Linked DNA regions of Homo sapiens: region 2 is linked to region 1. Evidence: chromatin contacts called from ENCODE Hi-C data. All regions are on one chromosome and are shown on one strand. The core of a region is the stretch at or near the end of the contact, and the rest is flanking DNA. Distances in the headings are between cores, read along the strand shown.

The links. A loop is a pair of places that touch in the nucleus more often than their neighbours do. Pooled maps may share reads with other maps.
Region 2: a loop to region 1 is called in a map of mammary epithelial cell, with 4 times the contacts of the local background. The contact joins the promoter of FOXF2 here to the promoter of DUSP22 in region 1. A Hi-C loop is called at or near these places in 1 of 168 maps with a recorded cell type or tissue (mammary epithelial cell) and 5 of 50 pooled maps.

Annotation. Positions count from the first base shown.
Region 1 is chr6:291,237-297,391 of GRCh38, forward strand. DUSP22 (dual specificity phosphatase 22) reads left to right here and starts at 1,251. Exons shown (of 7, transcript NM_001286555.3): 1 at 1,251-1,324. The coding sequence starts at 1,304. RefSeq lists enhancers at 214-503, 430-930, 931-1,431, 1,724-1,983, 5,411-5,570 and silencers at 614-1,633, 2,378-2,534, 2,414-2,473, 2,484-2,543.
Region 2 is chr6:1,386,827-1,393,449 of GRCh38, forward strand. It overlaps FOXF2 (forkhead box F2), which reads left to right and starts at 2,750. Exons shown (of 2, transcript NM_001452.2): 1 at 2,750-4,292. The coding sequence starts at 3,122. FOXF2-DT (FOXF2 divergent transcript) reads right to left here and starts at 2,635. Exons shown (of 3, transcript NR_187218.1): 1 at 2,193-2,635. MIR6720 (microRNA 6720) reads right to left here and starts at 3,585; the gene lies at 3,488-3,585. RefSeq lists an enhancer at 3,932-4,797.

The sequences.
Region 1 (6,155 bases), core at 1-2,500:
GGCAGGTATGCAGAGAGCTGGGGATCCAGGTGTCTGGATAGAGAGCACAGCCCAGCAAGCCTGACAGGCTCAAGGAACAGACAGGAGACCAGCATGTGTGTAACTCGCTTAGCAAGAAGATAAAATGAAGTCAGCAGGGGTGAGCCAGGGCACGTCAGATTGACGCATGTACTCATTCAGCAAATATTTATTAAGCACCTACTATGTTCAGGACATTGTTGAGGATACATAAATTAAGAAGAAAAACCACTGGCTCAAGGATTCTGTCGCTGGAGAGAAACTTCAGAGTTTAATAACGTTGATAGAACACCCAAAACAATTCTGCTACAGTTTAGAAATTGATCCATTCCAGACAGAACCACAATGCAGACATTAAGGGACACACATCATCTAAGGCCGTGAGGTCTGAGGTCAGAGATCCAGCCATCTGCTCCCCCAGGGTAGGGAGGTCGGGCCTCCCCGGGGTGAGTCACGTAGCCCACCTCTCCCCACCAGGCGAGGCTTCTCGGTCTTGGTGCATGGGGCAGGGCCGCAGGAAATCCCCCAGCCTAAATCTGCCGCACTCAGAAAACCCAGGCAGGGGAGCCCCCAGAGACCAGGCCTCTGATTAGCACCTGATTCACGGAGGCAGCCAAGGCTGGGTAGCGACTGCTGGTAACTGGCCCCCGGAGTCGCCCCAGGGGAAAAGGCCAAAGGGGGATCTGGAGACCCCCGGCCGGGGAGCGGGCTCCGAGACGAGCGCAGCCGCCCGGTCAGGGCAGCGCCTGCGCGTCCGCCAGGCCCCGCCGCGCAGCCTCGGGTGTCCCGGCGGGGCGGCTCGGGCCGCGCACGCGCTCTGGCCTCCGGGGCCGGCCGCCTGGGAGCCCGAGCCTAGTGCCTCCCACGCCCGGCGGCCGCGAGCCGGGGTCCGCGAGGGCGGAGTGGGGCGCGGCAGCCAGGAACCCGACTACGAATCCCAGGGTGCGGGCGGGCGGAGCGAGGAGGGACGCTGGGCCTGCCCGGTGCGCACGGGGGCGGGGACCGGCAAGGCGGGACCATTTCCCGGCATAGGCTCCGGTGCCCCTGCCCGGCTCCCGCCGGGAAGTTCTAGGCCGCCGCACAGAAAGCCCTGCCCTCCACGCCGGGTCTCTGGAGCGCCCTGGGTTGCCCGGCCGGTCCCTGCCGCTGACTTGTTGACACTGCGAGCACTCAGTCCCTCCCGCGCGCCTCCTCCCCGCCCGCCCCGCCGCTCCTCCTCCCTGTAACATGCCATAGTGCGCCTGCGACCACACGGCCGGGGCGCTAGCGTTCGCCTTCAGCCACCATGGGGAATGGGATGAACAAGGTAACGTCTTCCCTCGTTCGCGCTGGGTTTGCCTCCGCTCCGACGCCCTGCCGTCTCGCCGGCGTCGGCTGCCCGACGACTCGAGCCCGGGGTGCCCTTTCCCGCGGTGGGGACGGGCGCGGAGGGAGGGGCGGCGCGCCTGGGCGGCGACCGCGGAGTCGGGGTTCGGAGGTGTTCCCGCCCCCACCCCACCCGGCTTCCGGGTAGGCAGCCCCCAGCCGCCTGCCTTGCCAGCCGGTGCGTTTTCGTGGCTGAAACAAGCCGCGCCCTTTGAAAGCGTTGACACTTGTTCTGCCGAGAGGTCAGCTGAGCTCCGAATGGATGTGGCTTCTTTTTTGCCCTCCTCTTCGCTCCCAAACTACGCTCTTGAAGCCACCACCGCCCCCCCCACATCATTAGTAAACGGGTGTCCTCTGTAATTTCCTCTTTCTCCTCAGATTCTGTGTGTGTGCCTGTGAGCACAGAGAAGTTTTTCTTGTGGACAGAGAAGTTAACAGAGTCCTAAGTCCTGAGCTGTTTCTAGATAGTGGGGAGGAGAGAAAAGATTCAGAGTTGATTAGGTTATGTGACTTCTGCAACAAGGGCAACCTGTTGCTGGCTGCTTGCGCTGATGAGGCCTTCTGGAAAATCTGTGTTGCTCCATTTGTCCCGTCCGTTTCTGGGCCCCACCCTGTGTTCTTTTGTTGCCCGCACCTCACTTCCCGGGCGGTGGGCTAGCCTTTCCCGTCCAGGGAAGTTGCCAGATTCCAGCTCTGGCAGCTGAGAGTTGCCGGGGTGTATTCATGTGAACCACAGGGTTAAGGATTTTGTTACTTGGTACTTGGCTGGTTTCGAGGAAGGATTGACAAGACTTTACAAAGCCCGCAACAAAGACAAGTACCTTTTTACGGGTCTTTGAATGGTCCTGGATTAGATGAGTCGTCTTTCTGCTTCACTTTTTCATTGCGCTCCACCCACCCACATCTCTACATGCCGTCAGCTTCCACACTGGGTGGGGATGGCAATGTGGCTGTGTTTTTTTTCATGTCCCTCAGCACTGGGTCAGCAGTGGTTTGGGTGTTGGGGCTGGAGTGTTGCAAATGCGGATTCACGGTAGGGCAGGGAAAACCTAGCTAACTTTTCACGTGCGCATGTCGTGTTTATTGTGTCCTGGTTACCCAGTTTGTGAAAGAACTATTGTGTGTTTGGGACCTGCATATCAATACTGGGGTATTTTGGTAAAGAGAATTGTATTCACTTTTTTTTTTTTTTTTTTTTTGGCGAGTGATCAAGTTTGGAAACAGACTGTCTCTCTCTTGGATAAATACTTGTATTATATTCCGATGAGCACTGGAATCCATCAGCACCACGAGCCTTCTGCTTTTTAAATTAAAACAGAACAATAAAGATGGTCATCATAAGTCTGTGGGCTCCGTTTGCCTTCCCATTGGTGGTGGTATCTCAGCTTTCCTTTGGCTGTTTCTAGTTTTCCCACTTGAGCTGTTCACTCTCCACCGTTTTCAGCATTTAATTTATAGTATTTGTGTAATACAATTCAAAAAATATATTTAGGAATACAGATGGTTGCCTAAGGGATCAACGTTATTTTCATGCTTTTCAACAAAAGCAGTAATATTCATATACTTTTTACCTTTCAAAATGGGTAATAAATTTCTTGACTTTTATTATCTTGTGAATAGAGACTCACAGTGTATCAATGAAGAAATACATGTATAGAGAGATTTAGAGACTTCCCTGCTTCAACACTTATTGATTATGTACATACTATGAGCCAGGTGTTGTGCTAGTGGGTGGGGAGGGGGCAAAGGGAGTACAGTGGTAAATGACCCAAAGATTCTTCACAGAACCTTCAGTACAGGTCAGCATTGTCCAGCACTAATATGATGCGAGCTATATATGTAACTTAAAATGTTCCGGTAGCCACATTAAAAAATAAACCGGTGAAATTAATTTTAATAATATATTTTATTTAACAATATATTAAAACTATTGTTTCAACATGTAACCAATATATAAAGTTATTCATGGAAGATTCCATGTTTTTTACTATGTCTTTGTGAAAGGAAAAATCTCGGGACCCCCAGATCACTTAACCTTCAAAGTCTAGTGTGTATTTTATGCCTAAATCACATCTCATTTTGGACTAGCCACATTTGGAGTACTCGATAGTCACTGTGGCTAATGGCTGCTGTGTTGCACAACACAGGGTGTGTATGTGTGTGGGGGTGAGAGAGAGAACAAACACAAGGTAGGGAGGAGTAGAGGCTCCAGAGGATAAAATAGGCAATTTCAGAAAAGTGGGGAAAGCAGAAGATGGGATGAAAGTGACCTAGAAGGGGCATTCAGCCCAGGCAAGGAATCCTGCTGCAGTAAACATGTTTAACGTGAGATCAGGAGGAACTACCCCAAATCACAAGGTTCATTAGTGGCAAAGTAGATCGCAGGAGGCCAGTAACTTAAGAACCTTAACTAGAACTTTTCCATATATTACTGTGTGACTTGGAACGAGGCTTCATCTGTAAAAAAAGAAGAATGGTTGATTTGCAGAATCAGCGGAAGGTGCTACCCCTAGAAATCCTTTTCTAAGAACATTTATAAATATGTGCAATGTCTTTGGAACTAACATAACTTGGAATGTGTGTGCCCTGAGGTTACTGGGACAAGATTTCTTTCCAATCTCGTACACATTGGTCATTTTTGGCAAAAGAGCATTTCTGGTCTAAACAGTGCACGCTGCATTCTGAGTGCTTTGGGACAGCAGTTTTTATCATTCACATCCCTGTGGTGGCTCTTCTTGTCGGTCCGTTCCGGGCTCCTGTACGGCGGAATATTGTGCCCGTTTCCGTTAGGTGTACGCAGCAGATTATACAGAAGATGGAGGGGAAAAAGGCTTTTATATTCTAGAAAATTAAAGATGAGGAAATAAAGACAGGACTGGGCGTGGTGGCTCGTGCCTGTAATCACAGCACTTTGGGAGATTGAGGCAGGTGGACTGCTTGAGTCCAGGAGTTTAGAACCAGCCTGGGCAACATGGCAAAACCCTGTTTCTACCAAAAATACAAAAAAAAAACCCACAAAAACAAAGCAATCAGCCGAGTGTGTGGTGGCTTGTGCCTGTAGTCCCAGCTACTTGGGAGGCTGAGGTGGGAGAATCACCTCAGCCCGGGAAGTCTAGGCTGGAGCGAGTCGTGATTGTGCCACCGCACTCCAGCCTGAGCGACAGAGCGAGACCCTGTTTCAAAAAAAAAAAAAAAAAAACCCAACAACAACACAGTTGTGAACCATTTTTTTTAACACTTTATAAAATCTCAGCCTCACGGTAGCCCTATGAGGTCAAACGACCTTATATTTGCCCAGATTGGGGAATGGAGATTTGGAGAGGTTAGGTAGCATAAGTAATGCCAGGCAGGGCAGAACCCAGTCTCCACTGATTTTGAAGATAGGAAAAGTCTTTCCTTTGAGCTGAGATGCTAATTCATCCCAAGTAAGTTTTAAAATTCCTAAAAAGTAACTTGAAAAGCTCCTCATAGCTTCGATTACTTGTCAAATAGCCAAAATCACCTCCTCTCTTCCTTTATGTTTGACATTGATAAGGAAGGGGGTAATTACAGGCAAGAAACTAAAACTTTTTTTTTATTGTTTTTGTTTGTGTGTGCAATTCCTAGGTAGATGCCCCACACTGGCCAAAATTATAATTGCCAATGAGTTTATGGTGTGTTTTGAGTACTTTACCACATAGAGTAAGCCACAACTCCATGAAGTAGATCCTGTTATTTTCATGCCTGTTTTCTGGTTGTACACAGAGGCTAAGGGAACTGCCAGGGTCACCCAGCTGGTGAGTAGCAGAGCCTGGACTCAAAGCCACAGTCTGGCTCGGCCACAATGCAGAGTGCCTCACCACGCTGCTAAGATATTAGTCTAGTAAATGTCTCTGGTAAGATTAGGGTTAAACTAAACAGGGTGTTGCATGCAAATGTCGTGTTCCTGTGGAGCCTTTGAAAACTCCTAGTTGACTCAAAGTTCTCTCGAGTCTGAACCCTCAAATCTTTTGGGGGAGAGCCTATAAACAAAACTCCTATCCTCACTGTCTACTTATTAGTCTTCAGTACTACAATACCCCATTAAAAACAAAACAAACGACTAGTCTCTAGCCAAACATTATGTCAGAGAAGGCTGCCCCAAATGCTTCTCATGTGCAAGAAGTCTTTATCTTGATCAGCCTAAAAGTGGGCTGAAGCCTTGCATTCTAGGGCAGGATATGAGGACCCTCTGGTTGGCATCTTGCCCTCCACTGACTGCCAGGGTTCGTTTAGCTCATCAAGCATCCGGCCTGCCTGGTCTTGTGGCCTCTTCCTTCCTCCCTGCTGTGTGTCCTCTGAAAGCACCCTGCCTGGTGGGAATGGCTGCCATCCCTGTCCTTCTCGGGAAGCCTCTCATGGTGCTGGGAGGCCTCACTTCAGTGGGTGCATCTTGTTTCCATGGGGAGCGCACTGTTGCTAAGAGGGGCTGGCTAACAAAAAGCCTGATCTGGGGCACCTCCACCACTGCTGCTTCATGGGTGTGATCCTGAAGAAGTCACTTAAATGTTTCTAAGCTTCAGGATTTTTTTCCTTCCTGGATTCATAGATGTATAGAACTAAGAAACCTTAGGTGGTTAGCTAATCCAGTCTCCTTACTGGCTGTAAAATGAGGGTAATGATACCTTCCCCAATTACTAATTGGGTTATTGGGAGAAGCAAATGGGAATTTATTAGAACACATTTTTCCAAACTGTGAAGTGCAAATACAGTCTGTTTTGAGTGTTCTTGGATGTGACTGACACTTGTTTGAG
Region 2 (6,623 bases), core at 1,500-3,999, 1.1 Mb after region 1:
GAAAGGAGCCTTTTAAAAAAATCCCTCATAATTTAACCAGCTGAATTGGTAGAAGCTAAAAGAATCTGGGGTTTTTTGCTTGTTTCCTTGTTTGTTTTAATGAGTACCTGTGGACTTCCTAAAATCTCAGGCAAGTTGGAAGTATTTTTCTGGAAACTGGCTCCATAGCTTCCATCGTATTCTCAGAGGATGACCCCATAACCCCAAAACTGGGAGCTACTAGTATAGAAGGTTATCACTGGTCCTGCCTGGATTTTAAGGTTAGCGCCTTTTATTCTTCAGTCTCCGGGTCCTAAAACCTTTTAAGGCCTGCTCTTAACAAGTTGGATCTGTATTCCCTGAGATCCAAATACATATAATTTTCAGGCACAGAGAATCAGAGAGAGTCCATGGCTAAGTGACAATGAGTACTGAATGTTTCCAAAGCCCGTTGCCCACCGCCCCCACCTACAAATGAGATAATTGTCCTTTTCCCCCACAAGCTTCTCCCCTGGGCTCTTTCCATTTAAAGCACACACACACACACACACACACACACACACACACTGAACTCTATGTCAGTAGAGCTCCTTTAAGATCCTATCTGTCCTCCCCACTCCAGCTTCTATTTTATGAAAATAATTATATTTTAGGCACTTAGAGCATTGGTTTAGTGAACACATTATATTTACTTTCATATTTAGTTATGTATTTTTAAGTTATTCCACACAAAATGACAAATGAGGGCAAGAGAAAAAAATACCATGAAATATATGGGGACGCACCCCCCAAAAACGCTCAGCAGTCAGTCAGAAATTCTTAGAAAGTGGAAACAACTGCGAAGCCCTACCCCAACCCAATCAAAACATCCCACCCGGAAAAGAGCGACTTGTTTCTTTTTTCTATTGGAAATGAGTGGTAAACTGAGTTCGGTTTGGCGGTGTTTTCTTAGCTGACTCTCGGCTACAATCAAGCCATTTTCGGACACATTCCCATGTAGGTACCAGGGGTGCTCTGGAGGAAGCTGTCGACGCCTGTTCAGCTAATTTAGGTTTTCTTTGTCTAATTACTGTGGAGCTTAGGGAGAAGGAGCCGGCTCAGGGCAGTAAACTGACACTCGGTCTCTGTGTGTGGTATCCAGGCAGGGTTTGATGGAAAAAGCCTGCTTCCACTCAACCTCAGGTCACTGTCTGGGGCCAGCCCCGGCCCACCCCCCTCCCACATACCCCTCCCCTCCCCACCCGCCCTCTCTGCATCTACAGCCCCACCAGCACACTCAGCCAGGAGCAGTCCCCCGGCACTCCAGGGGCACACAGGGCTCCTGCCGCCCCAGGGGGCCTGCCTAGGCTGTGCGGCTGTGAAGGCTCTTTGCCTGGTGTCTTCCTCCTGATTACTGCACAACCTCCCTTTCTCCTGCCTCCTGCAACTCCCCAGGCTCCCCAGCAGGCACACCCGTGCACCTCGGTCCTTTCAGCCTAGACGCAGCGGGGTGCCCAGCTCTACCTCCTGTTTGGTCCGCTGGTCTGCAGCACCTTCTTTCTGGGCCTCCCCCTTCAGCCCTTGGGAGGCCCCGCCAGCTCCGGCCTCCTGCTCTCCTCCTCCCTCTCCCAGCTCCTATCCCTGGTCGGACTACATTTCCCTGCACGTGTAATCCAATAACTAACTGTCGGGTCTCATTGGAAGTGATTGCTCCCGAGGGCACATCTCTCTCAGAGCCTGACTCTTACTTAGGGAGGAATTAGCCACAACTGGGGAGAAGTGTTCTCGGACAGGAGTTAGCTGAGACCTGGCACAGTTTTGGGTGGGCAATGTTAAGACGGAGGATGTAAACCTAGTGACAGCTGCACACCCCTTCAGGACTGACTATAAATATAGCCATCTCGCTTATCTCAGGGTCTTTCTTTTTCTTTCTCTTTCTTTCTTTTCTTCCTTCCTTCCTTTTTCTTTTGCACTTTTTTCTTACAGAACACTAACTGGGGTGCGGGGGTGGGGGGAAGAAGTGGAAGCAAATGCAACCCTAAGTCCCATGAGATCCAGGTTTCCAGAGTCTTTGAAACTTGGCCTAGGTTTCTCAGTGTAAATCCCTCTGCTCAAAGTTCCGAAAACGTCCACGATCGCCAGCGGCCCGCAACCCTGCGGCGGCCCCCAGTCGCCCTAACAATTGTCGGGGAGCCTGCAGGCCCTGCCAGAAAGAGAGAGGATTGGCACGTTACCTTTGGGCGTCTGGCACCCCGGCGTGTGGCTGAGGGCGGCAAAGTCTAAACGAAGTTGACAGATGGAGTCAGTATCGGCCCTGGGGAGGGCGGCCAGGGAGGCTCCGAGCAGCCGCACCCGCAGCAGCACCACTCGGCCCGGCGGGCCAGGAGGAGGAAGGGGGCGCGGAGGGGCGGGGCTGGGTCCTGGGATGGGACGCGGGGCTTGCTGCGGGGGGCAAACAGAAAGAATATTTCATGAAGTCAGAGGTGGTCGAGTTTTGCGAGGGGTGGGGGTCGTCCCCCTGGCAGAACCGGAGTGAGTCTGTGATCCCTCAATTGGAAAGAGGGTGAGTGAGGGAAAGGGGAGGAGGCCGCGAGAGGAATGAAGAGCGAGGAGACCCTGGAGAGCGGGGAGCGAGATAAGAGAGGGAGGCGGCCGCCAGGTCGGGAGGGGGAGGAGTGAGCGCGGCGGCGCGGAGCGAGGAGGGGGCAGGGCGGGGTGGGGGGGGAGGGAGGGAGGGAGGGAGCGAGGAGGGCGGCCGGGGAGGGCGAGGGAGGGAGGAAGTCCGAGAGACAGAGCGAGGAGCGCTCCTGAAGGGAGACGTCGGGCTCGTCCCCGGGGTCCAGGCCGCGGTCCCACTCGCGGGCGCAGTCGCCCGGCGCCGGCCGCTCGGCCCCGCGGCCTGGGAGGCCGTTGCGCAAGGCAGGGCCCGCGGCTCGGGGAGGGATGCGCCGGGCGTTGCCTCCCGCCCGCCGCCGCCGCCGCCGCCAGAAGCCCCAGAGGAGCTGAGGGAGGCGACGCCGAAGCGCTGGCCCGGAGTGGCCACGGCTGCAGCCCGGGCGGCGGGCTAGGGCGCTCGCAGGGCTTCTGGGCCGACCCCGCTCCGGCGCCTCCGCTTCCCGCCCGGGGCCCGCCCTCGCGGCCCGGCCTCGCTCCCGGGTCCCAGATGACCACCGAGGGCGGGCCGCCGCCGGCCCCGCTCCGCCGCGCGTGCAGCCCGGTCCCCGGCGCGCTCCAGGCCGCCCTGATGAGCCCGCCGCCCGCCGCCGCCGCCGCCGCCGCCGCCGCCCCGGAGACCACCTCCTCCTCCTCGTCGTCGTCCTCCGCCTCCTGCGCCTCGTCCTCGTCCTCCTCCAATTCGGCCAGCGCCCCCTCGGCTGCCTGCAAGAGCGCGGGCGGCGGCGGCGCGGGCGCCGGGAGCGGGGGCGCCAAGAAGGCGAGCTCGGGGCTGCGGCGGCCCGAGAAGCCGCCCTACTCGTACATCGCGCTCATCGTCATGGCCATCCAGAGCTCGCCCAGCAAGCGCCTGACGCTCAGCGAGATCTACCAGTTCCTGCAGGCGCGCTTCCCCTTCTTCCGCGGCGCCTACCAGGGCTGGAAGAACTCGGTGCGCCACAATCTCTCGCTCAACGAGTGCTTCATCAAGCTGCCTAAGGGCCTCGGGCGGCCCGGCAAGGGCCACTACTGGACCATCGACCCGGCCAGCGAGTTCATGTTCGAGGAGGGCTCGTTCCGCCGCCGGCCGCGCGGCTTCAGGCGGAAGTGCCAGGCGCTCAAGCCCATGTACCACCGCGTGGTGAGCGGCTTGGGCTTCGGGGCGTCGCTGCTGCCCCAGGGCTTCGACTTCCAGGCGCCCCCGTCGGCGCCGCTCGGCTGCCACAGCCAGGGCGGCTACGGCGGCCTCGACATGATGCCCGCGGGCTACGACGCCGGCGCGGGCGCCCCCAGCCACGCGCACCCTCACCACCACCACCACCACCACGTCCCGCACATGTCGCCCAACCCGGGTTCCACCTACATGGCCAGCTGCCCGGTGCCCGCGGGACCCGGGGGCGTCGGTGCGGCCGGGGGCGGCGGCGGCGGCGACTACGGGCCGGACAGCAGCAGCAGCCCGGTACCCTCGTCCCCGGCCATGGCGAGCGCCATCGAATGCCACTCGCCCTACACGAGCCCTGCGGCGCACTGGAGCTCGCCTGGCGCCTCGCCTTACCTCAAGCAGCCGCCTGCCCTGACGCCCAGCAGCAACCCCGCCGCCTCGGCAGGCCTGCACTCCAGCATGTCCTCCTACTCGCTGGAGCAGAGCTACTTGCACCAGAACGCTCGCGAGGACCTCTCAGGTAACGCAGCACGCTCCAGCCCAGCCAGCTGGGCGCACCGCTTCTAGGCCTCCAGGGCTGGCGGCCACTGCCACTCCCACAAACAGGGACCCCGAAGCTAGGAGGTCTGAGGGCACTGGGAAAAGCAGATGCTGGGGAAAGCCGGCATCTTATTCGTGGGAGCAGGGATCAGGGTCTTACTGTCCTCCCAGTATCCCTGGCCAGCAGCCGAAGCTTCAGAATTGTCTGGCTGCTGTGAGCGTGGTGTAAAGTCCCCTGCCTTCCTGGGCTCTTTGGGGATCCCTGTGCAGGAGACTGCAGGTCTCCCGTTCAGAGTCTCACTTAGCTTGGAGAGAAGGCATCTGGCCTTTGGGGAACTTGGTCAGGAAGCTGTGTCTAGTTCCTTTTGTCCCTTTTTTTCCTTGCGTTCATTTTGCTGTACTTCTGTCCCGAAGTAAATGTCAGAATCAGATATGTTCTGTATGTTGGGGTGTCTGCAGCGAGATGTTTGCAGCTGGGCAAGTGTTAAGAGGAGGGGGTGGGAGGGACAGAGCTGGATCCCAGGATCTTTCACTAAAGGGACATTTGCCAGTGGAGGGGGTCACCAAACTGTTGGAGACTCCTCCCCTTCCCTGCCTCCCCCCCCGCCCAACAATGGACCCACATTGATGATACAGGTCCTGGGTGGCAGGACCTGAAGGACCCTGCTAGGACTCCCCTGAGAAATGCGCCTGCCCTGTGGATGCCACTTGTAGTGTGGCTGGTTTACATTGTTCTGGTTGCAGATTATGAAAAATTATTGACTTGCTGAAGGCGGTGAAAGGTGGGAGGGGACGGTAGGGATGGAAGAGGGAATTTGAATATTTGACCAGGTTAATGTGAAGAACAGAGATAAACCCTTACATTAACCCCTCGCTCGGAGCACCTAGGGCTGCAGATTAAAATCCCATGGGCCTGCCAGTCAAAGGCAAGGCCCCAAGCTACTCTCTCACACTGGCCTCCCACAGCAATGAGACAGTGGCTTGGAGGGTGATGCATGCTTTATGTGTTCCTGAGCCGGTGTGCAGCGGGAGCACCCGGGGAGAAGGAAAGCCCAGAAATGGGCAAAAGATGTTGGTTCCCTGGACGGTGAAATTTCCCAAATAGGCCTTTTAAATGTGGGTCTCAGAGGTTAACCAAACAAAGACAGTCTCGGCAGGACCACACCGGAGAGGATTTTAGCCTGACTTAACCCACTGAGAACAGAGTCTTGTTCAATTTTATGGGAATTTCAACAAGTAACCAATACAGGCGGCCTTCCCCTCTTATTTTTGTATTCCCTTGGACCGGCTGTCAATCACACACACACACACACACACACACACACACACACACACACACCCCTCGGTGCACTGGCCCCTTCCCTTCCCCGCCTGCCTGCTCCTCTCCCAGCCTGCCAGCTGCCCTCCCTGCTCCCCTTCTTCTCCTCTCCCGGCAGATCCACTCAACTTGAACCCGGACTCTGAGGCTTAGCAGCCTTGGAGAAACCGTACTCTAGGAAGAAAAAAAAGCACACAGGAAAGAGACTCCTGACCCTTCCTCAAGGCTGCTCTCGCCCCACCTCATAACACTGGGCGCAGGCACAAGCTCCCAAAACTTCGGAATCTGGATACATTACTGTCTTGGAGGGGGTGAAAACTGCCCAGCAAAGCAAGCCGGCCTCTGTGCCCCTACCCAGCGGCCTCCCGCGGCCGGCCTTCCCTGGGAGCCTCGCAGAACCCCCGACCGAGTCTGGGAACGCCCGGGGGAGACAATAGCTCGGGCCTGACGCCCGACAGGGACCCTCTGCCCTTCCTTCCTCGCTGTCTTGCTCCCGTCCCTATAGGATACCCACCCGGCCCTGTTGCCATCTCCCTGGAGCGCCAGCGGTGGAGGCTTCGGAGGAGCCGGCCGGATGCACCGGGACCCCGCGGGGCCTAGTTGGGAGCGCGCCGCCCACTGAGGCCTGGGGGCCCGGCGAGGCGCGGGGGTGGCCAAGGCAGTCTCCCCGGCACACAGATCAGCACATGTCTACGCGCACACACCCAGCACGACCCTCCCTCCCCCAGCACACCCCAAGGGCCGCGCCCTCCGCTCCTGGGCCTGGTGGCCATGGTCCATGTGCCCCTGCCGGCGCAGGGGCTGCCCTGGAGTTCTCCATTAAGCCCTGCGAGCACTTCAGGAAGGAGCTCGGGCTTCTGTCATCCCGCTCAGCACATCAAAGCGCCGACGGCCGCCTTCGTGGGCAGGTGTGAGCGCTCGCCCTCTCTCCTCCCGAGCCTGCTATTTTGTGGTCCAGGACTTGCCATCAGAACTTGCTTTAACGCGACGAGG